Linked DNA regions of Homo sapiens: region 2 is linked to region 1. Evidence: read pairs that join two places in POLR2A ChIA-PET (ENCODE). Cell type or tissue: OCI-LY7. All regions are shown on one strand. Links, peaks and the distances in the headings refer to the core of each region. The heading gives the core; the rest is flanking DNA.

Evidence for each region. ChIA-PET counts read pairs that join two places held together with the same protein. Peaks named below come from ENCODE experiments on the same cell type or tissue, not always from the same donor. Only the 100,000 strongest peaks of a DNase experiment are listed, where the experiment ranks them.
Region 2: POLR2A ChIA-PET joins it to region 1 with 28 read pairs; 2 of 35 experiments call an interaction of 5 or more read pairs at or near these places.

What each region holds. Positions count from the first base shown.
Region 1 is chr6:90,372,667-90,387,880 of GRCh38, forward strand. No RefSeq gene overlaps it. Among named protein-coding and RNA genes, the nearest start is that of MIR4464, 68 kb to the left of the region's middle. RefSeq lists an enhancer at 13,050-13,644. In OCI-LY7, for the core only: CTCF peaks have their summits at 2,852 (motif pointing left), 9,286 (motif pointing left), 10,109 and 10,310; DNase peaks (open chromatin) are centred at 3,205, 4,215 and 10,255; H3K4me3 peaks cover 5,459 bases; H3K27ac peaks cover 7,487 bases.
Region 2 is chr6:90,451,674-90,466,887 of GRCh38, forward strand. No RefSeq gene overlaps it. Among named protein-coding and RNA genes, the nearest start is that of MAP3K7, 130 kb to the right of the region's middle. In OCI-LY7, for the core only: no CTCF peak of the experiment used is centred there; DNase peaks (open chromatin) are centred at 7,178, 7,448 and 7,938; H3K4me3 peaks cover 1,191 bases.

The DNA of each region.
Region 1 (15,214 bases), core at 2,599-10,598:
AAGGAATGGGACGTGTGGCTCAAAAATGCCAATTGGAACCTTCCCCCATGAGCTCGTAGCATAATTTGTGATGAGTTCAGACCTGAAATTTGGCCCAGCCCCTAATCAATCATTAGGTGTTCCTGTTATTTTTGTATTGCTGGGGGCAGCCTGCCTGTCTTCTTATCGCTGTCTTTAATTGACATTCTGAAGTACTGCTATATTGATTGTGACTTTTCTCTCCCCTCTGGTAGCTACTTGGAATCTCATTGATGAGTAGTAATAGCATGATATATATTCATGTGCACATATGCATGAACTACTATGTTCGGTATTTGCATTTGCCTACACGTCTGCTGTGCAAGGGTATGCCATGAGAGAATCAGCTTCATCCCCCCTCCCTGCCATATGATGTCTATATATTTATGAGTAGGAGAGAGAGGAGCACTTGGATATATGAATCTGCTTGCAATTTCCTAATGGAATCTGGCAGAAGAGCTTTGCAATAGGACAAGTTCCAGTAAAAAATGTGTTCATGTAAGCACTTTCCCCTTGTGCCTGCCACCTATTTGCCTTTCCAGAGCATTGAAAAGATTAATCATGGGATGATCTAGATTCTCCTTTTGGTCAGTAAAACATAATACTCATCTGGATTCTCCTTTTGGTCAGTAAAGTATAATACTCTCTTAAAGAAGTGGAGAATATTAGAATTGTATATTTTTAATGGTATATCCATGGAGGAAGAGTCCAGGTGAACAAGTTCTTGAAGGGGAAATATATCTTATCAATGGCCAAGCTTTCTGTAGCTGACTAGGTTTTGGTACTGTCATTTGGGAGGTGTATGCTCATAATGCTTTTTAAGGAGAAAACATGAAAATTGTCGACGAGATTAAAGTTGAAGGGTTTGAAATGTAGTAGGCACTTCTTTCTTGGGAGTGCTGCTGTGTTAGGAGGCCATCCTGAGACTAGAGCCCTCGCAATTCAGAAATGGCTTTTCTACCTCATTAATGCCATGATCTTTTGTTATCCCCATCTGTGCCTGAATGGACAAAAGGTATCCATTTAAATTATGGATCTTAAAGAGAACCTTTGCAAAGGCCCCTCTAATGGCCCACATTCATACCCCCTAGCTTTTGCCCTCCATTGTGGCCTCAGCCTGGTAACGGCTGCTGGGATGAGTGGAATTTCTGGAAAGGGGATTGATGGTGGTTAGAGATGCCAACATACAGAAGCCACAAAACTTGGAAATGTGAAATTCTCTGTGTGCATATCCTTTAACTGAAACTTTATGTGTCTCAAGTGAATGAAAAATAAGTTATTTGGGGAAGCCTTTGCCCAATTCACCTGGGATAAGAAGGCCATTGTATCACACATATAATTCCCCAGAGGCTCTAATACTGCAATGTAGCTACACAGCCCTTGGTAGAAAAGATTTCTAAAGAGAAACCTCATCTTTCACACTCTTCAAAAGGACGAACTTTTTGTCAATTATTTTTTTCCTTCAAAGACAAACTTCAATTAGATCAGAGTAGTTGGTAAAGGATATAAAGATAAATGAGGGCTATATTTGTTTAGAATTCACCTAAAAGACAGAGCCAAAATATAATAAATTCGTTTGCTATGGACACTTTCAAAGATTCTTAAATCCCACATGACCTCCAGCATTGTCCTCATATGGAAGACTTGCCCTAGGCAACATGTGTGGAATTTGATGGTTAAACATCTGTTGTGACGACACTCTAGACATCTTAGGGAAGGATCCTAAGTGTTCCGGCAACAGCTACCAAGCCTAGCAGATGGCAGGATGACTGTGGGGACAGACTGGTGATCCTAGAATCGATTCATATGAAACAGGTTCAGGAGGAAAAAAGATGCAGCCTTGCACCATTCAGCATTTTCTCCATAGACTAAGCTCTGAAAGTCTCCTGCAGCATGATGCCATCCATGTGTTTGTGTCTCCTGAAGGGACAGTGGCCTTAGTGGCTTCCTCACAGAGTCTAGAGGGCCAGAACTGGCAGCTTTGCAGATGTCTGAAGATGTGAATCAAACGAAAGAGAAAATTATAGCAGCTGATATTTATTAATAGTGTTATTCAGATCCTCTACATCTTTACAGATATTTTGTCTAGTTTTTCTGTCAATTGCTATGGGAGGGGAGTAAAATCTCTAACTGTGATTGTAAATTGTCTAGATTGTCAATTTTTACTTTGTGTATTTTGAAGCTGTTATTAGGTACATATACATCTGTAATTGTCATGTTTTTTGTGATTATGAGAAGCCCCTCTTTTCCTCTGGCAAAACTCTGTAATGAAGTCTGCTTTATCTGATATTATGAAAGCCACTCCAGCCTTCCTATATAGACTGTTTGCATAACGTATCTTTTTTCCATCCAATTGATTTCAACTGATTGGAATCTTTACATTTAAAGTGTATCTCTTATAGGAAATGTATTAGTTTTGAATTTTGCTCTGTGTCCACTCTGACAATTTCTTCCTTTTTGTTAAAAGTGTTTAGTCCACTTACATTTAACGTAATTGTTGATATGATTGAATTCAGGCCTACCACTTTCTTGTTCACTTTCTATTTGTCCCAAGTGACATTTATTATGTGCTGTTAAGAAAAGTTATCTAAAGCTTGGAAATAAGGAAAGATGATTGTGTGCCTCTCAAAGTCAGCCTAGAGCATTGTCTAACAAGCCCACCTAAGACTCAGCTGAAGGCCAGAGGAAGATAATTTTGACTTACTATTTACTATTAAGGAAACTAATGCACAGAAAGGCTAGTTAACTTGCTCAAGGTCACCCAGTAGTAAGCATTAGAGTTTGAATTGAGAAGCCAAAGCCGATATATTTGATCACTTTACCTTACTGCCTCCCACTGGTAATTGCCTTATCATTGAGCTTATTATGGATTAGTATGAGAGGAAGTTGGGAGAGCTATTGCTGCCTGTTGCTAGCTCTGGTCCTGCAGATGGCATTTTCCGTTAAAGGGAAAGGCAGCTGTGCAGAACCTCAAGGTGCACGTGAACTAAGCCCAGGGGTCCCGGGTCAGTGAGGCTCAGCCCAAATGCATTGGGAACCAAACTCACACATGGGTGTTTGCTCACTCTGTTGATCAGGATCCCCTCGTGTGTACCGCTGCTTAACACATGATTAAGCGCATGTAAAAGAAATGCTGTTTTCAGGAAATAATTGCTGAGCATTCTGGTGACGTATATTTGTTCTTCTATTTTGATAGGAGAGTGGGGCTGAGGTGGGGGGAAGGAGAAGTGTGACCAACCAGGGAAACACACTGATGTAGCAAATGTTAGTGATGTTTTAGTACTTCCTCATGAAGCAGTGTGACCTCCTGCCACCCAGACAGGCTCACTCTTCAGATTTTCCTTGCTCACTAGCCACAGCTGTTTGTTGTTTTCTTAAATGTTAAGCTTTTTATAGCTCTTCAGTTGCTTATAAAAAGTACCAGTTATTCAGGCCATACAAGAACTGGCTCTGTGCTGGTCTAATGAGCAGTGAGAACACTGGAGGCATATTTTTGTTGCTTCTATTTTCTCACTACTTCCCCTTCCCCCAGTCTCACAAATTTCCCCTTTGGACTTAAATGACTCCAGAATCTTGGAATTTACTAAAAAGGCGAACCACCAATTGGTCTTTGCTGTTCAAGAAAAATTCATCACTGACTCACCTCCCTCCCAGTTCTTGGCTCTCCACGGCTGTGTGAAGAGTAGATCAACGGGTGGGGCCTTGTGTCACAAATCACGGCTGCTCCTAGGGGTCCAGGGTTGGGGGAGCACTCCAACCTGTACAGATGCACCTGTGATCTCTACAGAAGAGAAGTCTCATCTTTGCCCCCGAGGAGAAAAGAGCCCAGGACTTGGAGTGCCTTCGCTGAATAGGTAGGAACTTTCCAGTTTGCATCCTCTGTGAAAAGCAATTAGGACCAGCTCCAGAAGGGATCTGATAGAATCAGAAGGAAGAAGTCAGAAGCCACAGTCAAGAACGCAAACAGAATTGGTATATTTGAAGGAATCAGTCTCCCTTGTGCTGGGAGGCCTTCACAGTGTCATCTGTGGGTTGTACACACATTCTACAATGACTTCCCATGATAAACATAAAACTCTCGGGGAAAACGTTGTGATCTTAGTGCAAGAGGATATCATTAAACACAACATGGAAAAAATCCTGTTAGGAGAGCCATGGCTGAGAAAATCTGTATGTGTGTTCTAGCATGGAGTTTCACCATGTATGAGCTCCAGACCTTGGGGGCACTTGGACTGATTACAAGGGTCCTAGCATTTGGAAATGATTTAATGAATAACCATCTGACACATATGTGTTCTATTTTCCACAAGAATGTAGATACTGAAATGATTATTAAAATATTAATTTAAATGCAATATTGAATTATTAGTGTTTTTTAAAAGTTTTTGATTTTTAAAATTTTTATTATTTTTTTAACCTTACTGTATAGCTGTAGAATAGGAGCTGCTGCTTCAAAAGCCATTGGCCTCATGTCCAGGATGTCATAAAGAAACTCCTTAGGAGCCACTGGCCAACTATTTGGGTTGAAGAGGGTCAAATTATGGGGTTTGTTTTCGGGAAACCTTATCCTCAGCCTTGTTTTCTTGGTGCTTGCTCTTGTTAGAAAGGAGGACAACTTACCTAGCATATTACATGGGATGATTTTGCAGAACGAATCCTCGTTAAACATGTTTTGAGATGGAAAATAGACATTTTCCAAGTGTCGGGCTTGTAAAAGGCCTATTTATCAGAGTGAATTGTGTATGTTTTTAGCTCAGAGGCTTTGATATGTACCTATTGCAATTCTGTGCTTTTAAGTGTCCATATAATAATAACAATGACTAATGTTTATTGAGCATTTATTACATGCCAGACACTATTCTAAACACTTAACATGTGTTATCTCAACAAATTTTCAAGTTTTCATGGTAGCTATTATTTTTTTCTTTTCTTTTCTCCTTCCTTCCTTCCTTCCTCCCTCCCTCCCCTCCTCCTCCTCCTTCTTCTTCTCTTCCTCCTCCTCCTCTTCTCCTTCTCCTTCCCCTTCCCCTTCTTCTTTTTTCTTTTTTTCTTTTCTTTTCTCTTCTCCTCTCTTCTCTTTTCTTTCTTTCTTTCTTTCTTTCTTTCTTTCTTTCTTTCTTTCTTTCTCCTTCCTTCCTTCCTTCCTTCCTTCCTTCCTTCCTTCCTTCCTTCTCACTTAACATGTGTTAAACTCAACAAGTTTTCCTGGTAGCTATTATTATTTTCTCTTGCTTGCTTGTTTGCTTGCTTTCTTCTTTCTTCTTCTTCTTCTTTTTTTTTTTTTTTTCCAGACTCTCCCCTCTGTCTCCCAGGCTGGAGTGCAGTGGTGTGATCTCAGCTCACTGCAACCTCTGCCTCCTAGGTTCAAGGGATTCGCCTGCCTCAGCCTCCCAGGTAGCTGGGATTACAGGCACCCCCTACGACACCCGGCTAATTTTTGTATTTGTAGTAGAGACAGGGCTTCACCACATTGGCCAGGCTGATATTGAACTCCTGAACTCAAGTGATCTGCCCACCTTGGCCTCCCAAAGTGTTGGGATTACAGGTGTGAACCACCGTGCCCAGCCTATTAATTTCATTTTATACACCAAGATATTGAGACTCAGAGAACTCAATATGTCACCCTGGCTTACATGCCCACATGTAACAGAGCCAGGATTTGAATCTACACTGTCCAACTTTGGAGCCAGCACTTTTAACCACTGTGCTATATTCTCTTTATGTTCAATGTCTGACCCAAACTAGAATTTTTTGTATTATGAATTAGCATTAAGGGGTTATCCTTCCCATCATTTAATTTAGGATTTAGATGTCTATTCTCATTTGAAAATTATTCCATTATGTTGACTATATATATATATACACACACACACACACACACACACACACACACACACACACACACACATATATAGACTATCAAATATATAACATTGTGGAAATTCACATGTACCAGTTTTAATTTTAGCCATTAATTAAATGAATTCTATTTAATAAAACCTTTCACTTCTTCCCCAAGGACATTGTCTCAGGGGCTCTGTGGAATAAATGTGAGAGTTTATACTTTCTTTTCTTGGCCTCAGTTCACCAATCTTTGAAGCGGGGCCACCTTTACTCTAAAACCATTAATTTTTCTTAATTAAAGAAGATATACAAATGGCCAATAGGTACATTAAAAATACTTACATCACTAGTTATTAGGAAAATGAAAACAACAAAACACCACTACACATACACTAGATGGCTAAAATTAAAGTCACTGACAACACCATGTGTTGGTGAAAATGTAAAGCAACTAAAACTCTCATCTGCTGCTGATGGAAATGCAAAATGACACAGCCACTTTCAGAAAAACAGTTTGGCAATTTCTTATAAAGTTAAATATACAGTTACCATATGACTTGCCAATCCTATTTACCCATGAGAAATGAAAAGCTATGTCTACACAAAGACCTATACCTGAATGTTTATAGAAATTTTATTTGAAATAGTCCCAAACTGAATGCAACCCAAATGTCCATCAGCTAGTAAATGGATAAGCTAATTATGATATATCCATACAATAAAGTATTATTTAACAATAAAAAGGAACTGATAGGAACCAATGAACGAATCTCAAAGGCAAGGTGCTAAGTGAAAGAAGCTGAAGAAAAAATCATATACCTACTATATGATTTCATTTATATGAAATCTAGACAAGGCAAAATTATAGTGACATAAAGCAGATCTGTGGTTGTCAGGGAGGTGGTCTTGGGATGCAATGGAGACTGGCCATAAAAGAGCATGAGGAAAGATTTGGAAATGATGGAAATGTTCTATAACTTGGTTATGGTATACACTTGTCAAAGCTTAACGAGCAGCACACTTTAAATTACACCTCAGTAAAGCTGATTAGAAAAAATATATGTGATTCAGCTGTATATGAGACAATTCAATTTTTATAACTCTAGGTTTGGCTTCCATTGAGGTCGGCCTAACTTATTTCCCCAAATATTTAACACAGTTTGTGATTTAAAATGTTTTTTTATCTGTTATCTTAAAACTGAAGTTACTTCTTCAACTGGAAAAAAATAAGTTTTTTGAATTTGTTGTATAACAAATATTTGATGCAAAAAGAAAAATTGAAATAAATTTATTCATAATCAAGATAACCCCATAACCATTTATTCGATGGTTGTACAGCTCTCTGTGTCAGTTCAGTTCGTCTTTATACTTGTTGATCCACTGTCATACTGGATCAACTGTCTTGTGAAGACTTTATATTTAGAGTATTGGAATTTTTGTGGTCCTGTGTGACATACTGGTTGTCATATGAGTCCCCTAACACCAGAAGAAATTCTCCATGTAGAACAGAGGCTGAAGCTGAACTCCTCCTGAGTATGGCTTAAGGCTCAGTTTAATTATATGGAATCAGTTGATGGTTTGAGGAAAAAAATAGTTATCCAGTTTATTCTGTAATTTTGCTTTGAAAACCAATTAAATAGTATTTTTTCCAATCACCATATTTCCTCAGAGATATGAATAGATATCTACTCACCATCTCCTTCAGTCAAATATATTTATTAGGAGTTTATTTTAAGCCAGGCATTACGCTAGGTACTCTAGGAGATACAGAGCTGCTTAAGCTATCATGATCCTTGTCCTAGTTGGTTAAAATTCTACACTTGGAAATTTGCTCAAGTGCCTATACAACACATACAGTTGTCCTTCGGCATCTGTGGGGGATTCGTTCCAGGACCCCTCTGGATACCAAAATCCAGGGATGCTCAAGTCCATTATATAAAGTGGTATTGTATTTGCATGTAACCCATGCACATTCTCCCATAGGCTTTAAATAATCTCTAGATTACTTATAATACCGAGTACAATATAAATTCTATATACTTATATAGAATATATGTAATACATTATTATATATACAATATTATAATACCTAATGCAATATAAATTCTATATAAATAGTTATATAGTTTTTATTTGTATTATTTTGCCTTATTATATTGTTTTAAAAACATTTTTGATCCACAGTTGGTTGAAACCATGAATGTGAAACCCGTGGATACAGAGAGCTGTACACAAATCTGCTTTGGCTATTTCAGGTGTAGGACTCAGAGACATATTCTGAAGTTGGAATATTTAAAAGTGACTGTGGGATGCTAGAAAGGGCATGACCCTTAAGATAGGACTCTCACCAGCACTTCCTTCATACCTGAAATGGCACCTCTGGAGGAATATTGTGTTAAGCTGTCTCCTCTCCTGCCAGCTGTTAGTCAAAGGCAAGTATCCCTGGAGAGAGTGACATATTAAATTCCAAATTCCTCAATATTATTTAGGACTTTCAGATTTTATGTTTGGTGATAGAGGTAATACTTGTTACTCCTCTATTGAGGGGCAACCTTTATCAACTTACATTTTTTGCTTAATGCTAGCCCCAGAAAGGCTTGCAGACTGTCCAGTGATAGCTAAGGATGGATACATACAGAATGAAGTTGCTACTCAAAGTGGTGTCACTAACCCAGTATTAGATCATCTGGGAGCTTGTGAGAAATGCCAGATTTCAATACCTACCCCCATATCAATGGAATCTGCATTTGAACAAGAGCTCCAAGCATCTAGTCCAACATCAGAATGTTTCTTCCAGTCAGTGCTGAGGCTTTTCTGTTTCCCCTTGCCTACTAGTAGTATGAACATTTGAAGGTCCAATTCCTTCTGCTGGAGTCTTTTGCGATATATTGAAGGTCAGGTATCTGATTCCTTCTGCCAGGAAGAGCCCTTGAACTATTTAACAGATTTCTTCCAAGATCTCTTCTAATGTTTACTTACCTCTTGCAGTTCAATAATCATCTTTCTAAGTAAGAGGAAGAAATTGCAGGTATCTGAAAAGCTTATGCACACAGTCAAAGGGGGCTCAGATTATAAGAGCCTGCTCTGCAACACACTTTATTCAATAAATGTTAAATGAAAATAATAAATGCCCTTCCTCTTGGCTTGGAAATGGCTTTTACATGGCCCTGGTACAAATACATTTTGTAAACCCTTCAAAGTACCTGTTGTTTCCTTCCTACCCAGCTCCTTTATGGATGACTGTATTAACTTACCGAGGTGTGCATGGATTACTTTAATGATTGAGTCTACTTCTTCCAAGCTCTGGCTGATGTCTAAGAATAGACCTTTCTCCTTTGCACAGAGAACACAATTGAGGTGCAAACTGACTAGTGTCCTAAAATAGTACCCACTCCCCCTCCATTCTTTCAGGAGCTCCTTGTCCACAGAGGTAGCCTGTGCCCCCTGCTGTAAGAAACCACTCAGAAGTTGGAGAAAATAGAGAAGGTGTGAGGAGTCAACCCTGGAGAAGTCATCTGACCTCTCTGAGCCTTAGTTTTCCGACCTGTAAAAGGAAAGAATTGGACCAGATAATGTTTGAGCTCTCTTGGAATAGTATGAACATTTTAAACCAGGGAAAAGGAGACTGGGAGTTAGCCTGTGGAACCATGGCATTTTAGAAATGTCAGATTTCAATACCTGCCCCCAGATCAATGGAATCTACATTTGAACAAGAGCCCCAAGCATCTATGCTAACATCAAAATGTTTCTTCCAGTCCTGAGGCTTTTCTGCTTCTCCTTGCCTACTGGTAGTATGAACATTGGAAGGTTTATGACATTTTATAAAGCCATTTCATATTCATTCCCCTGTGCAATCATCAGAACTCCAAAGTAGTGCTCCTATTGTACAGATGAAGAAACTGAGACCCAGAGAGGGTAAGTGACTTCCTCAGTGGCATCCAACTCAGATGCTAGAACCTGGACTCAGGACTTGAACCCAGACACCCTGACTTCACCTGGGAGTCCTCCCACTACATCTCAGCTGTCACTGAGAGGCCATTTGCTTTGTTTAATAATGTTCTTTAAGGCTGTGCAAAGGTCAACATTCAAAATCTATCTGTTGCTATAAGTAGGCTAAAAGAAACGAACTTAAAAATAGTCTCATGCAGGTATACAGCAGCAGAAAATAATACAACAAATGTGATTTCTATTTGGATTATACACCCTGGGGGGCAAAGTGCTATTCTAAACATTGCCTCTTGAGGGTCAAATGTCCCTGCATAAGGTAGACAGAGGCAAGTACTGTTAACACCATTTCAAAGAGAGGAAAACGGGGGCAGAACAATTAAATGGGCTTCCTAAGATTTCTCAGTCAGACACGAACTATAATTCCAGATGCCCAACATTTCTGTGGTCTTTTCCGCTAACTCACTGCTGATTGTGTGCGCAGCCACTATGCTCCACGTTCTCCTGCCCAGGAGGTGCTGTCCCTATCTGGTGGCCCCAGAAACTAGGGGTAGGGGTGAGGGTGGGGAGTTTGTAAGGAAACAACTGAAGTGCAGAATGGAATGAACCTATGGATGCCTTTAGGTTTTGATAACAAAGGAAAGAATCCTTACATTCTATTCAGGACGTTATTGGATTTAAATATTTTACCAGCTTCAGCTAAACATTTTCAGATTTTGACTCTGCTAAAGAACAGGTACTTATTTATCTGGAGTTCGATTACAAATATAGCTTTGTTCTGCATGGATAAAATGCAAAGAAGTCAAGAACGGTTAGCTAGAGTCAGGGCAAGTGAGAAAAACAGCTACTTCCTTTTTTTTTTTTTTTTTTTTTTTTTTTTTTTTTAGTAGTAGTAGTAGTAACACCCAAGTTGCAAAGAGGCTAAGAGAGTAATTCAGTGTTGTGGTTAAGCGTGTGGGCATCAAACTGCTTTTGCATTTTAGCTCTGACACTTACTGACACTTGCTCACCCTGTGACCCTGAGAAAGTTATTTCTCAGGTCAATTTCCTTATCTATGAAATGTAGATAATAACGGAAACTACCTCCTAGGGTAGTAGTGAGGGTTAAATGACTTAATACCTGCAAAGTGCAATAAGAGGAACTCAACAGATGCCAGCTATTATTGTTATTGTTATTAGTGAGGAGGGAACAGTTAAACATTTTGCTTTTATTTGGCTTAAGCCTAGTACTATATACTTGAATTCTAACCAAGTAAAGAACAAAAATTATCAACTGAGAAAGCGTGTGATGGTCCAAATCAAGAGGTGAGTTACACATGGGCTGGGAAATAGCCCATTTAAGGTGACCAAACACAGATAATAATGCAAGGAAATGGATAATGCAGATAACCTAATGCAGAATTAGTAACCTAATCCATTGTAATATCTACTGTCTTAAGTGATGATGCGGTAACCAATGATTAAAGGCCTTGAAATCCAGAAAGACAGAAATAAGTTTTAACATACTGGATAAATACACTGTACTTGATCACAACAGGTTGTATAGTTATGAGAAGGACAATTCCCCCCAAACAAACAAATAAATGTCTACTCCAGTTTATACATCAGTTTTTAATGTGTATAGTGTGAGTCAGTTCTCCTGATTCTAATTAATTAATGCTGCATGAACTAATAAGTCTTGGAGCAAGCAACACTGATGCCCCTGCATCAGAATTGAGAATTCCCCGAGCACTATGGCCTGTGGAGTCTGCCTATTGAAGTTGTTTTATCTCCTGGTATATCTCTCATTAGATATCAGAGTTTAAAAGATCAGGATTCCTATTTCAGTCCTACCAATGTCATTATACCTAATACTTTCTCTGCTTATCAGGAAAGACAAGAATGCTCTAGAAGCCCTTGTAGGAAAGCTGAGGGTACAAAAGACTATACTAAAGATAAATATTACAGCTTAGTGGAAAGTCTCCTCGGACACAGTGAGTAGCAGAGTCTGGAAATGACTGGAAAGTGGTCAAAACAAGCAGACTTCCAGAAGATCTAGATGATCCTTACATGCAAATTTTAGTCGTATACAATTGCCAATACAATTGGAGATTAAGATGCTTTTGTTACTAGCAAAGCTAATTCCTGGGCCACAAAGGAAACTACTTTATTACCTTTAACATCATTCTGTTTTTAATCTAAAAATAATCGTAATCTAAAAATAATTTTAATCTAAAAATAATTTTAGAAAATAATCTAAAAATTATTTTCCAGAGCTCACTCTGTTCTCTATGCATGCCTCTGATTCTCGGCAGTTCCAAAAAGTCGTATCCACTCTCAAGAGGTTTAAAACTTGCCACCACTAAAGAGCAAAGGAATGTGGTACAGGTCTCAGGACAGTTTCAAAGGAAGTGACCCAGAGGCTGAGCAGGGGCACAGTCTTTAGAATGGAGGCAGATCCTCTCAGGCGGCTGGTCTGATGGAGCAACAGTAACTCGGCTGGGTAAATTCCAGCACATTTGGGATGGAGTACAGCATGGTGCTGAGTGCATGGACTCTTGGAGTCTGTCTCCCGGGTTCTAATCCTGGCTCTGCCATTTACTGGCTGTATGACCTTGGGCAAGGTACTTAACCTCCTTGTATCTTAATGTCTTCATCCAAAAATGGATTTAAACCTCATAAGGTTGTTATGAGGATTAAAGCAATTCATGCATTTAGGGTATCTGGCACATAGAAAGCATTGTTTTAGGGCTGATTACTATCACGTACCTTTTGCCCCCTCTTGTGAGATCCCATTGCTGCTTCTGCCCTCCTGGGATGTAGCGGGGGCAGTGCCTCCTCCTCAGTGAGTGCCACCCTGGTGCCCCTGCAAAGTTTTACTTTCTTTTTTCTCTCTCCTTGCCTTCTCTTTCTCCCTCTCACCTTCTCTTTTCTGTATATCACTCTTCGTCTCATCTCTCTCTCAAATATAGGTGAAAATTAATGATGAACCTGACACTATCTTTTTACTTTTGTGGGTTCAATGATTGATATATGTGCTTATATGTCTATTTGGTTTTATAATTTAGGAGAATTATAAAGAATCAGGGAACATATGTTCTATTTGTTTTAGTGTTATAGTGGTAGAAAGCATTGTACTTTATGCTGTGTCAATATTCGCATCTCAGAAGTATTAGTATTTGCAATTTGTAAAAGATGATGTTTGAAATAAACTATTTTCAATGAAATTTACCATTTGAAAATATCTACTTGCAAATTTTGAGGAAGAAAACAACTTTTGAAACTGAGCACCATTTAGAAGTTTTATTCATGTTATACCTAGAACAAAAGGAATTTTTCAAATAAAATGTTAATGACAAAAGCCACATTTCTACGTATTCATTATAGAGGTTATCATAAGGACTGGGATAGGTATAATTTCTAAGAGCTAAAATTAAAATTGGTCTGTTCTCTGTTAGCCAGATGTTGGTGTTGGAACAATGTAATGCATTGCTTAACAGTAGGAGGCACCCACCAGGCTAATTTATGGGATGAGGAATGTTAAGGCCAATCAAGTGATCTAATTGTTTCAACAGTGCTAAAGGATTTATAATAATCTTCAAGATCAAGGCTGTGCTAATCTGAACTTCCCCTTTCCCACCTCCACCCCCTGCTTTCTTCTCCCCCTCCAAGCAGTTATATGGTATTGTGCTTGCCAAGTTTAAGTTGCATAGGAAGCAGTTGAAGTGGGGGCTTGGGTTCCAGTCCCAAGGTAAGATTACATATGAAAATCAGTGGGGGTGGTCTTTCTGTAATTACCCTTTGTGCATTTTGTAAAACTACTGCTGGGCTGGGAATGACTGACAGCCTTGACTCAAGGGAGGTTTGGCCAGGAAAGTGTGTGTTTGTAACGCTGGGGTAGAATTGTGCAGAGAGAGAGCCCCAGGGGATCAAGGAATCAGGGCACTGAGGTAGCCAGTCCTCCCTCAACTGACACACCTTCATTAGCTCCTCAGACTGGCTTACTGACATGAATGTGGATGACATATTAAAAATCCACTTTAACCAATGTGCTGTGAAATGAACTTAGACAACAAGAACATATATGGCTTCCCAGATTTGTTTATTCCAAGCCCTGAAATGCACAGAGGGCAGTGTGATGGATGAGGGATGTCAAGCTCTAGATGACGATCACTTACACAGAGAAGGCATCTGTGTCCCCATAACATTGCACTGTTTGGTTAGATAAAAAGTGAAGTACAGGTATGTGCAATTTGGTTTTTTTCCCCAGTGCATCCAACTTGCTGATTTTTACAGTTATCATAAAGAAAATATCAGCTTTCTAATGCACAAGAAGATTTTTAGCTTTAGTTAAAAAAAAAAAAAGAACAGAAAGGGAAGACAGAGTTTTATCTCAGCCTTTATGGTGGGGCTAATGTTTGCCAAACCATTAACAAGTTAATGTGCAAAATCCTGAGGTGTGAGGGTGAGTGTTATTGTCCTGGCTTTATAGACTGCAGTGGAGAGTACTTAAAAGTTGTATGCCAGGCAAGCAAATCAGCTGGGGACTGGATTTCATGAGGCGAGGGACCCTTTATCTATAACACTGTGATTAAGAAGGGAAAAGACACAGGATAAGAAGACCACGAGGAGAGAAGTTGTGAGGAAGAAGCAGGACTGGTGAGAGCCACGCCACGTGGAATATAAGAGTCATAGGTTCCCTTTAGCATTGGAGTCGACTGGACACAGGACAGGGAGGAGATCTTGGGATGCTGCCATAGGCTTCTGTTTGCCAGCCTCGAGGCTTCGCTGGCACCACTAGGAAAACACAGTACTTTTGTTCTGGTGTGAGTTGCCTGGATGTCGGCATTCGTTTTTGGGGGGCAGTAGGGGTGGGAGTGTTGGGGGAGGGGAGGGTGAGGGAGAGGGGAGCTTCCTTTCTCTATATCCTAATCCATATTTTCTAATTGATCTTGCTTCTCCGTGAGTATTGGTTTCCTCACCTGGAAAATAATTTAACTTTGGGGAAGATTAAATGAGGCACTGCCCACTATAGAACAGGCATTCATTCCACATCCATTTCCCTTTCTCTCTTTTCAAAAACCTTCAGGGATTTTTAAATGACATACTGCCTGAGTCATCAGCAAAGGATGTCAAGGCACACAATTCCTCTGCTGGGGTTTGGTTCTCAGGGGAGCCCTTCTGCTGGGGACCTCAGCTGCCGCAGAAGAAAGGGGTAGACGCAGCAATCGCTCCAGCTCTTCACTCCCAACTCCCCAGGTCAGCGAGTGGGCCACCTCACTCAGCCCCACAAAAGGCTTGGTGGAGACCAGCTAATTAGGGCTCACACGAAGTCCGGCAAAACAAAGCCCAGATAAGGGCATGAGGAAACCATAACTTTGTCCTGTTTTTTCACACAAGACTGCCCATTTTCCAGAAGACAACTAAA
Region 2 (15,214 bases), core at 3,222-11,221, 80 kb after region 1:
GCCTTTCCAGACCAAACCAATGTATATCTTACATGTATTTGATTGATGTCTCATGTCTCCCTGTAGTGTATAAAACTAGGCTGTGCCCTGACCACCTTGGGTACATGTTCTCAGGATCTCTTGAGGGCTGTGCCATGGGCCATGGTCTCTCATATTTGACTCAAAATAAATCTCTTCAAATATTTTACAGAGTTTGACTCTTTTTGTCGACACCTGGTTTAGGAGGCTGAGAAAGAATGATACAGCATGACATGAGCAGCGGGCAGGGGCCAGATCACAGAGGGCTATGTAAGCCATGGCAAGGCATTGAGTTTTACTATAAAGAAGTTAGGAAGCTACTGAGGGGCAGAAAGCAGAAAAATCACATGGCCAGATGAGTATAGTGTTTTGGAAACTTTTCATTTTGATATGATTTCAAACTTACAAGAAATTTGCAAGAACAGTGAAATGGTTTGGCTCTGTGTCCCTACCCAAATCTCACCCTGAATTGTAATAATTCCCACATGTGAAGGGTGGGACCAGGTGGAGGTAATTGAATCATGGGGGTTATTTCCCCCATGCCGTTCTCGTGATAGTGAGTGAGTTCTCACGAGATCGATGGTTTTATAAGCATCTTGCATTTCCCCTGCTGGCTCTCATTCTCTCCCCTGCCACCCTGTGAAGAGGTGCCTTCTGCCATGATTGTAAGTTTCTGAGGCCTCCCCAGCCATGTGGACCTGTGAGTATTGTTTGTCCCAATACTGGTGATGTTAGCTTTGATCACTTGCTTAAGGCCATGTTCCCCAAGTCTGTCCTCTTTAAAGTGACTAATTTTCCCTTTGTAATTAATAAGTCATTCCTGAGGAGTTTCTTTGAGACTATGTAAATATCCTATTGCTCATCAAACTTTTACTAGTTTTAGCACCCATTGATGAATTTCTAAATACATCACTTCTATGTTTATTATTTGGAATTCAACTATAAGGAAGAGCTTTCCTTTCTTCCATTTATTATGTTAAAAAGAGATCATAGGAAAGTAAAAATGAAGCAAGGAAATCAGTTAGTAGGTTGTTGAAGTATGCCACAGGAGAGGTAATAATGGCTTCTACCAATGTGTGTTGGCAGAGGATGGAGATAAATGGATAGATTCAGCCTATGTTTTAAGGTGAACTTGAGAGTTTTGTCAATGGTTTGGATGTGAGGGTGATGCAAAGAAAGTTATCAAGGATAATTTCTAGATTTTTTGTCATAAGCAAATGGTACCATTTAATGGCTCCAGTTGGTGGTACCATGATGGTGCCATATATCGAGATAGAGAAGACTGGTGGAGGAACTTTGGGAGGGAAAATCAAAAATTTTGATTGGGCACAAGTTTCAGATACTTGCTTAACATCCATGTGGCAGTGCCAAGGAGTTCAAATAGCTGGTGCGAGGGAGAGGGAGTGATGGGTATATACATAATATTTAAAGCCACGACACTGAGTGAGACTAATGAGTGCAGACGAAGAAGAGGTCAGAGCACAAATCCTGAGCTACTTGAAGAATCAGAAGTCAGGAAAATGAAGCAAATTTGGCAAAAGTGCTGGACAAGAGGCAATTAGCAAGGGGGAAGCAGAACCAGGAGAGTGTGTTGCTGGGTAGGAGAAAAAAGGATTTTAAAAGGAGGGAGTGGCAAAGGCTGCCGACTTCTGCTGAGAGCTCAAGTGTGATGAGGACAGGGCTTGCAGGTTGGACTCTGCAGCATAAAGAGCGAAGGGGCTGGAACTCAGCAGAAGTGGGTTGAGGGGAGAATGCGAGGTGAGGAAGTGGAGGCAGTGATAATAATCAAGGACTTTAGGAAGGTTTGCTGTGAAGGAGAACAAAGTAAAATGGTGGGAGCTGGGCAGGAATACATGGTCAAGAGAGTTAATCTTTTTTCTTTCTATTATTTAATATGAGAGGTAAAGGATCATACTATCTGTTAGAGAAAGTAAAATGGGTGATGCTGAAGAGAAGAAAGAGAGAAACAAAGTCCCTGGGAAGGATGATGGGAGCTGAAAGCTGGTTGGTTTCTGTGGGACACTTGATCCTTAGTAATAAGAAAAGGTCATCAGGTCCGTAGGGTGGTGGTGGGGATGCAACATGATGAGGGAGGTCTTTTTGGTTGTTTCAGTTTTGTTGATGAAGTGTGAGGCAAGGTCGCCAGCTAGAATTGGAGTGGGGACAATGTGAAGAGAGATGTGAAATAGTTAGTTTGAAGAATGAAAGAGTTAAGAGATGTGGAGAGTGTATAGGACTATGAGGCATCACTGAAGGCCAATCTGAGATTTGTGGCCATGAATTAGTGAAACTTGTCAGGAAGTTGGGTTAAAAGAAAGTTAAAAATAACATGTGTGTCTCACACCACTGCTCTCAAAGCACTTTATTTATTTATTTATTTATTTATTTATTTATTTATTTATTTATCTGAGATGGAGTCTCACTCTGTAGCCCAGGCTGAAGTGCAATGTTGCAATCTTGGCTCACTGCAACCTCTGCCTCCCAGGTTCAAGAGATTCTCCTGCCTCAGCCTCCTGAGTAGCTGGGATTACAGGCAGCTGCCACCAGGCCCGGCTAACTCTTTTTTGTATTTTTAGTAGAGGCGGGGTTTCACCATGTTGGCCAGGCTGTTCTTGAACTCCTGACTTCAAGTGATCTGCCGCCTCAGCCTCCCAAAGTGCTGGGATTACAGGCGTGAGCCACCGTGCCCGGCCTCAGAGCACTTCTGACATGCGCTAGCTTGTCTAGTCATCATATAAACTCCCCGGGTGTGGGAAGGTACCTCCCCTTCATAGATGTGCAAACTATAGCTTAAAGAGATTATGTTTCCAGCCTGAGCCACATAAAACATCTGACTCCAAAACCTGTGCTCCTTCCATCACACCAGCAGCTATGGAAGTGACTTTACAACAAATACAGTCACAGAAACAAGTAAAGTGTAATTCAGATCCACTGCTGGTTTTAAATGATTTGATAGGCTGGGAGTGGGGTGGCTCATGCCTGTAATCCCAGGACTTTGGGGTGCCTAGGAGGGTGGATCACTTGAGGTCAGGAGTTCGAGACCAGCCTGGCCAACATGGTGAAACCCCATCTCTACTAAAAATACAAAAAATTAGCCGGGCGTGATGGCAGGTGCCTGTAATTCCAGCTACTTGGGAGACCAAAGCAGGAGAATCACTTGAATCCGGGAGGCGGAGGTTGCAGTGAGCCGAGATCATGCCATTGTACTCTAGCCTGGGTGACAAGGGTGAAACTCTGTCTCAAACAAACAAAAAAAGAAATGAAAAGAAAAGGATTTGATAGACCGACAGATGAGGCTGAAACAGAATGTGACTGGAGGGTTTATTGCTGGTGATTCATGATAGGATAATTGTTACAAAGATTCTTACAACATGTCTCAGAGAAAAATATGGTTGACAAATATGGATAATAAATGGTGCTAACAGAGCACAGTGGTTAAGAGGGTGGACTTTAGCATCGGCCACATGTAGGTTCAAAGCCTGGCTCTACCACTTACTGGCTTTGGGACTTCGGGCAAGTAATTTAACTTCTCAAACTCAGTTTACTCATCTGTAAAATGGTCATAATAACAGTACCTTCTCCCACTGAGTTGTAGTGGGGATTACATAAAATAATTCATATAAAGAATAGAGCATAGTCATTGGTATACAGTTAGAACTCTTCGAAGCTATACCATTATTACTACTAGTGAAAACTAAAAATGCAATGTAAAGATGGGTTGCCATAAATTGCACCAACAGATATTATATTGTGAATCCTACTAATTATTTTTCAAAGGTGGGCTGATGAAGGAATTAACACAGTACTCCACAGTTTTTTTTTTTTTTTTTTTTTTGGAGACAGGGTCTCACTGTGTCACCTAGACTAAAGTGCAGTGGTGTGACCACAGCTCACTGTAACCTTGAACTCCTGGGCTCAAGCGATCCTCCTGACTCAGCCTCCTGAACAGCTAGAACTGCAAACGTGTGTTACCACTCCTGGCTTTTTTTTTTTTTGGTAGAGACAAGGTTTTGCTATATTTGCCCTGGCTGTTCTTGAACTCCCGGTCTCAAGTGATCTTTCTGCCTCAGCTTCCCAAAGCTCTAGAATTACAGGCATGAGCCACCATGTCTGGTCTCCATGTATTATTATACTGGCATTAATAAGTCACTCCTAAGATTTTTTAGCAATAACTTCTACTGATTATATTAGAATTGAAGCTTAATTGACAAGCCAACAGATTTGTCCCATTAAACAAACATTTTGCTACTGGATAAAACAAAAAACAAAAATCCTCCAGATATTTATACATATTTATTTTATGCACATAAATGTCTCATTTAAAATCTATTCAGGAAATATAAGCAAGGGGGTAACTCTGACAGAGAAGCTACAGATAGTGTAAAAAAATTTAAAATTCAGAGGAAAACATGCAGTGGGTCAGCAATGTGAGGGATTCTCATCTTACCATATGGATACTTTACATTGTGAGGGATGCAACACACTATAGCAACCTTTCAAAAGGCGAAGAGTCAGCCGCCTGCCTATCATCAAGATAGCTCTGCTCTGCCATATGTGATTATGTTGGGCTTAGCTCATGGGACGTATACTAGCATATGAATTTCTATCATGGTTAACTGAGTTAGTAAAATAAGATAATAATGCAGCAATTCTGGTATTTCTGGTCCCTGCACAGAAATATCAGAATTCAACACAGGTTGAATGAGGTTAATCTAGACCATGTGCTGTGTAAAATTAAAGTAGAAACCTGTATAATTTACAGTAGAGGGTTGCATATAAATTCTGTGTTTTATGAAGCTTGATAACTTTTTGTAATTATGTACAATAATTCTGTGTTTTATGAAGCTTGATAACTTTTTGTAATTATGTACAATAATTCTGTTGAGTTAAAATAGTAGAGCTATGCCAGGCTGCCCATAAAGCTATTGTACCTTTCCAACCTGACTCTTGGAGGAGTTAGTTATGTAGGAGACAGAGTCTGCTGAGCTTGGGTCCCTGTTAGGGAGGGCTCCATTGTAGTTCTCCTTTGGTACACAGGTAACTGGGGAGCTTTAAAATTTTGTAATGCCCTGCCCTCACTAGAGGTGTGTGAAGCTGGAAGCTCTGGGGTTAGAGCCCAGGCATGGGTGTGTTTAAAAGATTCCACTGTGATTATGATGCACATGTGCACACTAAAGGTCAAGAATTGCATCTAAAGCAAATCTCTCAGATTTAATAAACTGCTATATAAATATATGTGTATATACACACATTCATAGATACATATTCATTTTCACTAAAATAGTTAGGATTATCTAATGTCTACAAAACTAATGCTCTTGAGAGTGTGATTAGGAAGTCAAAGTGACTGAGTTTTTCTGGTACGTCAGCAAGGTATTTTAGAAGCTTATCACAAAACTCTTTATCAGATAAGAACGTTTTCAGCAGTAAGCAACAGAAAGCCCATCTGAGTCACTGAAATAGATAGAAAGGTATTTTTTCTTACAAAACTAAAAAGTCTGGGCCGGGCACGGTGGCTCACACCTGTAATCCCAGCACTTGGGAGGCCACGGCGGGCGGATCACGTGAGGTCACGAGTTCGAGACCAGCCTGGCCAACATGGTGAAATCCCATCTCTACCAAAAATACAAAAATTAGCTGGGCGTGGTGGTGGGTGCCTGTAATCCTAGCTACTCGGGTGGCTGAGGCAGGAGAATCGCTTGAACCTGGGAGGCAGAGGTTGTAGTGAGCCGAGATCACGCCATTGCACTCCAGCCTGGGTGACAGAGCAAGACTCCATCTCAAAAAACAAAACAAAACAAAACACAAAAGTCTGAAAGTAGGCAGCTCAAGGCTGATGCAACAGCTCAACGATGTTGGTAAGAACTTAAGGCCTTTTTTCGTTCTCTTCTGACACCCTAACCACGTTGGCTCATGACTTCATGGGTACAACGTGGCCATGTTAGCTCCATGCCTCATGCCTCCATTCATGGCAGGAGGAAGGAAAGTAAAAGTTGCACTAGCCATGTTTTTATCAAGAAAGAAGCTCTTTGCCCACATCTTTTTGGCCAGAACTATATCTTATGGCAATCTTTTGCTGGAAAAGTGGCTATTTAGCTTTTCTTGTCCCCACAGTGGAAAAGAAAGAAAAAGGAATGAGGGTTAGGAAAGGCCAGCCCACACTGATGACCACATTTTGTAGGTCTTTCTGCATAATCTATTAACTTGCTTCTCTGGCATTGGGGAAAGTGTCTGAATATACCTTCCCAGATCATTCCATTTTTTCTTACTACTTTCATTACTGCCACTATTTTTATTTAAAATGGCAACAGAAGCTGCAACTGCCATTTATTGACTACCTACTGTGTACCCGGCATTGTGCTAGCTGACTTTTCTACCTTGCTTCCAATCCAGTTACAATAATCCCCACTGCAAGATGATCACTGTCCTTATTTCACAGATAGGAAACTGAGGCTTAGAGATGGTAAATGATTTGCCCACGACTATATATGAGGAAATTACAGAGTTAGGATTTGAACTTGAGTTTACATGGCTCTAAAGCCTATGCTCTTCCCAACAGAGTCACTGCCTCTATACCTCCTACAAAAATAGGCTGGAGTAATCTACACAGGAAAGAATATACATTTTTCATAATCCCTACACGTTCTTTTTATAGAGGCTTCAAGTATTACTCACTTGCTGCTCCCTTACAACTCCCTGATGTCATTTAAGAGAAAAAGTGTCATCCTGATGTTGAAGATATCACCCGAGTGCTGTCTGGAACTGAGTGGGGGCAGCCAGTTCACCCTGGGACTCTCCACCGGCCCCTGAGTACAGCAGTCCCCTGTGTTCTTGTGCATCTACAGGATGACGCATTGCTTGGCAGGTTCTTATTCATCTTTCCAGGAACTCAGAGAGGTCTCTGGGAAATATGGGAGGCAAACAGTTTGAAAAGCGAAAGTGCTATGGTCATATTACTTCTACAGAAAGCAGCTTTACAGTGGCAAGGTGAAGCCCAGGTTCCTGGGAGGGGCCCAAACTGGACAATGGTAAAATGAGCAGTGAGCAGCATGTGGCAAATTGGCAGCCCTGGGTTCCACGCTTCTGCACGGCACAGGGAGTGGACCTACTTGAGGCAGAGGGTACCGGCTTGTTGAAGTCTGATCTTTGGGCTTTGTGCCAAGGTGCAGCAGACAGAACTTCCGGTGGCTCCTCAGATGGAACTTTCTGTAGAGAGAGAGCCAGCTGCACTTGGGAATCTTTCCTTCTGCTCCAGAAAACCTATGGGGATATTTTTCTACTGGGTTTATAAAGCCAAGGTCCCCTAGCTTTACAGACCAATCTCTCAGGGCCTTGGGATTCTCCAAAATGCTTCTGAAGTCTTTGCTATATGGTCCCTTGTGGTCAGAGGTCACACGTGGGTGGAGGCAGCCTCTGAGGGATCTGCTTCAAACCGTGGAAGGGAAGCCCAGGTAAATATAACAAGATCTGCAGGCTAGTCAATGCTTAGTATTCTCTTGAGACTCAAAGGCAAATCAGAAGACATTTTCCTAATTTTGACTCATGCAAATCTTCAGTGTTGCTTGTGATTGTATGCATTAATTGTTTACTGTCAGGAGGCAGACAATCATGGGTGACCCAGGGACAATGCATCTTCTGTTTACCAACAAGCTCCCAGGAGGCTCTAGCTCCCTTAGGCTGGTGTGAGCCAGAATGGGACTTTCTTTCAGGTTTGGATGGCTTTGGGCAGGCGGCCCCCATAAAAACGCCCTGGGGACTTGGAGCCATAAACATGCACACACTCTTCCTTTGGCCATGGCAAACAAAGAACATCCTTTAGTTTCACTCTGTCTCCACCTTGCCTGCAGCATCTTTCTCCACCAGCAAGGAGTTCCACATGTCAAGACTTTAGTGTCGGCTGCCTGCAAATCCTGTAAAACGGGAAGTGCAGGGGAGAGATTTCTGTACTCAGAGGTCAGCCTAGAGCTCTGCCATGACCTCACAGCCATAGTAAGCTACATGAAACTCCAGAAGAGTCTCACATTACTTGCTTCTAATAATGGGGCCCTGACATTTCTAAGTTCATCAATTTATAACTATCACTTCTCTCCTTTTCAAAGGGTAACAATTCAGATAAGGTTGTAAATATATGAGGGTCCTCTGAGCTCGTCCTCCAGACTCAAAATTCTTTCAGGCTTTTCTTGCAAAGCAGTGGAGGACTTGGGGTTTATCAAATTTTCCATTCCTATTTTTGTTTTTCCCTTACAAGGAAATAACCCAAATCGCATAGCTTTTGCCATTATGTCCTCCAATATGTCTCATCCCTTATTCCCTCTCAAGCCCTTAATTCTCTGTGACTTTTTGCTCTTTCAAGGAGAAAATCCTTAGGGTAGGGATGAGAAAGGAGTTCACTTGTCCTGCAAATGGGCCACCCTGCCCCAGAGGCAGGAACAGCCTGTCAGTTGGGGATGTGGTGCATAATTTTCAGTCATTCTGAGTCAATATGCATTCAGCAAGTTTCCTTACAATATCACCATTTCTATCCTCTTGTCTTCAGCAATTCAGCAGGAAATTAGCAGCATACCGCCTTCCCACAAATGCGGCAGGACTGCGGGGTGAGGGTGGGGGGCGAGGTGTCTGGTTTACCACAGACCTCCAACAGGCGAGTCACCTGAACAGCTTAATTTGAGTACAACTTAAAAAAAAAAAAGCAAGCTATAAAGTCATTGCAGGCACTCTATGTGCAGTAAGAACAGAGGGTCCCTAAATCCCCTAGTGGAAGATACATTTGGAGATGTCTTTCCAGCTCAGGATAACTCCCTCTTCTCTGGGAATGGCTTTCACCTTTCCACCCCATCCAGAAACCATGCTTGCTTCGTGGGACCCTGCCTTCCCTAGTGACAGTTGATTGAACCTGAGGTGGACACCTGGGGGTTTCCAAGTCAGTCTCTGTGGTGACCAGAAGTCTTTCCTCAAGTCTTACCTTCTCCCTGGGGTTTACTCTGCCCATGTTTAAAAGTGCATCCTGCCCACAGCACCCCTACCTCCTGCTCCGGATCCCCTCTTACTCCACCCCATCCTTCTTTCTCTACAACCCTTATAATCTAACAAGCTATAAGTGCTCATTGGTTACACTCGTGGTCTACCTCTCCTACTAGAATGTAGCTTTGTTCCTGATGCAGCCCAAGCACCCACGCCAGTGCCTGCCACTACGATACACAAAAATTAGTAGTATCCCAGCACTTTGGGAGGCTGAGGTGGGCGGATCACTTGAGGTCAGGAGTTTGAGACCAGCCTGGCCAACATGGTGAAACCCTGTCTCTACTAAAAATACAAAATTATCTAGGCATGGTGGCTCATGCCTGTAATCCCAGCTACTCGGGAGGCTGAGGCAGGAGAATCACTTGAACCTGTGAGGTGGAGGTTGCGGTGAGCCGAGATCGCACCTAGCCGAGATCGTGCCATTGCACTCCAGCCTTGGCAACAAGAATGAAACCTCGTCTGAAAAAAAAAAAGTTAATAGTTAAATAAATGAATTGGAGTTAGGGTGGTCATATCCTATTCTATGGTTCAGAGGCCAACAGGAGAGCAGAGCCTTTTCCCAGAGCTCCAATCCTTTCTTGAGTCCAGGCTTCCCTCCTGCCCTTAGATTTCATGAGTTCTTGTAGTAAATTGTCTCCTTTTCCCCCTTAAGCTAGCTGTAGTTAGTTTCTATGACTAGCAACAAGGGGCTTGCCTAAGTAAACAGACAGACAGAAATCCCAGGCTTCCTAGAACTTACATTCTAGTGGAGATGAGTTTGGGAAACACTAAGGGGACCAACATGGCAGGGGCCCAGTAAACAGGAGAGAAAAGTAGTGGGAGGACCAGGAAGCAAATGAGCAGGGTGGAGCCCTGTGGATACTTGTAGGACTTTGCCTTTTGGCCTGAGTAAGATAGAAAGCCACTGCAGGTTTCGAGCAGTTTTGTATTTTAAAAGGGTCCGGCTGGCTCTTGTAAGAGCTCAGCCTAAGGATTGTGGTCGGCAGAGTGGAAGCAGGAATTCCAGTAAGGAGCCCCTGCAATAATCCAGGAGACAGAAGGTGGCCCTGAACAGGGTGGCAGCTGAGGAGAGGGCTGAGAAGTGGCCCAGTTCTTCACAAAGAAGGCAGAGCTAACACCTCCAACACCTGAGGCCCCATTCTCTGGAATAGTAGAGTGTGTATTTTGCTGTGTTGGAGCAGCTGGGCTTTTGATCCACTGTATCCTGCCGAATCCCCAGCCCACGCCCTCCCCGTCCCCCAGCCGTGGCCTCTCCTTCCCCTTGGTGGGGCTGAGCACACACCACTAAGTAAAATCCTGTACAAGGCTGCACATCCCTTTCCACCTCGAGTCCTCTTGTGGGCTGTTTGCTGAAAGGGAAGACTTTTCCTTCTTTGGATGTGCATGTGTGAAATAGACCTTGAGTGGCAGATTTGGATCTAGTCCTGTGCTTGGCTCTGATTCAGTCCTCAGTTTTCTCATCTGTGAAATGAGAGGCCTGATCTCCAGGATCACTCATGAGCTCTCATAGGCTATAATTCTGAGGCTCTGAGGACTGAGTGAGTCCATCACTGAACCCAGGTAAACCAAAGGTTGCATCCTCCGTCATAAAATAAGCAATAAATCACTGCAGTGGTTCCTGGAATGATTCAAGGAGCTCAGCCTTGCCTGGGGCCCACAGCTACTAGCCATGAAAATGGTCTGTGATATATTAATAGCTGGAAAGAAGACAGGTTACAGAAATGGACGCTTATGTTACATTTATGTAAACAAACAAAATAAGGTCCATGAAATAATCCTAGTTTTAGCAAGGGTCCTCTCTGCAAAGCAAAGTTATAGACTTAATTTTTTTCCTTGAACTTTTCTACATTTTCCAAATCTTTTAATATGATTTAATAGATGCATGTATATATGCATAAGTTACATACATTCATACGGTGGTCTTTATTTTTTTTTCCTCTTTTGATTGTTCCTTCCTGCCCCTTTTCATTCTACACCTTCAATATCCATACCCCAACCCAGTCCCCACTGTGATAGCCCAGAAAGCCATTGTCTACAATGAACATCAGTACTACTTTGGCAGTCACACAGCAGTCAATCATTAATTCATTTATTTTAAAAAGTGACAGCAAGTCACAGCCTCAAAGCCTCCACCTAACATGGGAATCATTCTGGCTCTGACCCATTTTTGATGGGGAAAGGAGTAGATGACCAAACCTGAGACAAGAGCATGGGGAGATTTTTGTTTCTTGTTTCCTGAATGAAAGTGAAAAACCCTAGGAATAGGCCAGGCACAGTGGCTCATGCCTGTAATCCCAACACTTAGGGAGGCTGAGGCGGGAGGATCACTTGAGGTCAGGAGTTTGAGACCAGCCTGGCCAACGTGGTGAAATCCTGTTTCTAAAAAATACAAAAATTAGCCAGGCCTAGTGGTGCACGCCTGAATCCCAGCTACTAGGGAGGCTGAGTCAAGAGAATCACTTGAACCTGAGAGGCAGAGGTTGCAGTGAGCTGAGATGGCACCACTGCACTTCAGCATGGGCAACAGAGTGAGACCCTGCCCCAAAAACAAACCAAAATAAAACCCCTAGGAATAATAGTTGGCTCCTGTTTGTTACATAAGCAGACAACAGAAAGTGAGTAGCTTTAGGCTTTCCTATCAGCCTTTGACTCAGGGCAAACGACCATGGGACATGCAGCTCCTTAACATATAGTTTTGCTAAGGAACTAGGAAGGCCACATGTGTGAGATTGGGACTGAGGGGTTGGGTGGTAGCATGCCACTTCCTGAGCCATGCTGCCCTACAACTTTATTATAGAAACTGCGAAATGGTTAGGAGATACCCAATCGGTCAGTCACTCTAGCCTAAAAAGCCAGGCTGGGTGGCAGGTAAGCCTTCCCCAGTGAGGAACAGGATGTGTGGGAGGCCCCATGTAACTGGGCAGGATGTTCACTGGGTCACTTCCTGCCAAGGAGAGTTACCTTGATGAGACTCAGAGCACTAAACTCAGGGCTATCCCAGTCCTCTGAATCTGCTCTAGAACACATATTTTTATATGTGCATATATTCACATGTATGTGTCTGTGTCTATTTTTTTCCTTCTTCCCTTTCACATCTCTGACTGGGACTTTGCTGGTGGTGGGAAGAAATGCTTGTGTCAACTGAAAGGCAGGAACATCGCATGTGGCAGCTGCTGGGTGCCCAGAAACAGGGCTCCAGGAAAAGGTGCGGACAGTGGGGACAGACGAGCTGAAGGCCTTGAAATTCCACAGTCCACCAGGAGGAAGTAGATAGAAACACAGATCGTAGCCATGAGGGACCCCAGAGGACATTCATTCTAGCCCCTGTCTTTGCAGGTGAGGGAATACACCCAGAGATGTTAGGAAAGCCCCACTCTTCAGTAGCTCAATGACCACAGATTAGACCCACACACGTCTGCCTGCTTCAGTGAGAAGTGATGGTTTTTATTAAGAAGAGAGGAATTAAGAAGACATATATTCTTCTTCTGTCATAAGAAAACAATTTTTTTTTTTTTTTTTTTGAGAGGGAGTCTTGTTCTGTCATCCAGGCTGGAGTGCAGTAGTGTGATCTCGGCTCACTATAGCCTCTGCTTCCCAAGTTCAAGTGATTCTCCTGCCTCAGCCTCCCGAGTACCTGGGATTACAGGCACACACCACCATGCCTAGCTAATTTTTGTATTTTTATTAGAGATGGGGTTTCACCATGTTGGCCAGGCTGGTCTCAAACTCCTGACCTCAGGTGATCCGCCCGCCTTGGCCTCCTAAAGTGCTGGGATTACAGGCATGAGCCACTGCACCCGGTCACAAATTGTATTGATTTCCTGAAGGCAAACTCGAATTGTTATGAATCCCTTTTCCTTTTCTGAACTGAAAAGTAAATCGTTCTTCGTCTTTCTGTGGGTGGGGAATGGTTGAATGTGTTTATGCATAGGCTCTGCAAGATAAATCGCCCGTGGATCTTATCTTCAGAGCCTTCTGAGTGGAGTCAGAACTTTATCTTGTGGTTTGGGTTTTTCATTCTTGGTAACTTAGTATTATTTTGGGAAAACCTAAGGAAGTGGATAGGCCTGAAAAGCAATCTTTCCAAACATCTTGATTTGGAGACATGCATACCCCAAAGCTGGGATTCTTGGCAACACCGCAGCAGGGGCACACTGTTACCAGCCAGGAGTCTCCTGCAGGTTATAAAATACAGCAGAGGATTTCCTCCCTTTTCTGAAAGCCCACTGGGTCAATAGATACTGGGTTAACAGTTTTGAAATATTTATATATAGGGAAATCTCCTTAATTTGCACTTCTCAAAGAAGACCTGACATAACTGATTTAAAAGAAAAGTAGAAGTACAAGTTGTAAAAAATAAAAATAAGGCAGGTACCAGAATCTTGTAATTAATCTACCCAATTCCTAGTACTTAAGAATTAATATTTAGCAGAGTTTCATTAAAGAGATTTGGTATCAATTGTTTGAAGTACAGGTACCCTTAAATAGTGCTAAAATACCTCTCTATTCTTACTAATTAAAAAAAAAAAACTATCAAGTTGTTAGTAAGATATTTTATTCCTAGAGATGGGCCTGTGAAATAGAATTATCACAGACTCCACATCCTGTTCAAAGTGTTTGAGAAATATTTTCTGGAGAACCTTCACATGATCTCTGTATTCTGAGATGTCCTTGCTTTTCAAATAGTGGTAAACAGATAATATTTGTTTTTTGTTTTTTAATTACAGGACAGGTATTAGTCAGGGTTCTCTAGAGGGGCAGAACTAATAGGATAGATGTATATATGAAAGGGAGTTTATTAAGGAGTATTGACTCCCACGGTCACAAGGTGAAGTCTCACAATAGGCCATCTACAAGTTGAGGAGCAAGGAAGCCAGTGGTGGATCAGTCCAAGTCCCAAAACCTCAAAAGTAGGGAAGTTGACAGTGCAGCCTTCAGTCTGTGGCCAAAGGCCCGAGAGCCCCTGGCAAAGCACTGGTGTAAGTCCAAGAGTCCAAAAGCTGAAGAACCTGGAGTCCGATGTTTCAGGGCAGGAAACATCCAGCATGAGAGAAAGGTGAAGGATGGAAGACTCAGCAAGTCTGCCCTTCCATCTTCTCTTGCCAACTTTATTCTAGCTGAGCTGGCAGCTGATTAGATGGTGCCCACCAGATTGAGGGTGGGTCTGCCTCTTCCAGTCACTGACTCACATGTTAATCTCCTCTGGCAGCACGCTCACAGACACACCCAGGAACAATGCTTTGCATCCTTCAATCAAGTTGACACTCAGTATTAACCATCACAAGGTCCTCTTGGAAAATAAATCATGGATGGAATAATAAAGGAAACCACACTTTTGAGCTATCCCTTGTTCTTAGTTGTCACCTGGCTGTAGAAATATAGGAGGGGCAGTATATTCCCATGAGTCAGATAAGAAAATGGTAAATTTGGATGCTTCATACGCAAAAGCAGTGTCTCCATCGATCCCTCCATGGGCAGGAAAGTCACTGCATTGCTTCTGCCCAGAGTCATTCTCCCTCCACTCCACTCTTGAGTTCCCTGTGACCCATCACATCCACCGGCAGGGATGGGAGCAGGGAGTCTGTGACTGCACACACCCCTTATCTCAGTGGAAGCCAAATGACCCTAAGAAGTATCATCTCCTCAGCGTTGTCCCCATTATCACCCTTGTCTAAAAATGGTATGCTGTGTTTGAACATTGTTTTAAAAAGGATTTTCTCTAGAAGACATACTGGCCTTTTTAGAAAACAGCTTCTGGCATGCACCAAGATATTTTGTGACTCTCAGCTCTTTGAGAAGGCAGTGTGTCTCAGAAAGCCAGCGGTAAAAGCGATGGTTGCTAAGGGAACAATTGAATTGCTGACACTGAGACATGTAATGTGACTGAAAACTCTTTTTTTCTTCTCCTGCCACATGGAAAAGAAAGCAGATGAGTCAGAGGTAATGGTGGACTGTCCTTTCTGGCTGTTACAGAAGCTGAAAGGACCTAATAGCCTCTTAGTTAGCCTAAAGGGGAAGAGCCTCCTGGTAATTAAAATTGACAAAAGCTGCTTGCAAGTTGTGGATAAGTTAGTGAAGGCTGGGGCTGAAACTGTGACTCAGAGTGAGTTGAAAAGAAAAAGAGCCACCTACGAACGAGACTGACATTCGACCATAGCTGATAACAAAATGCAGA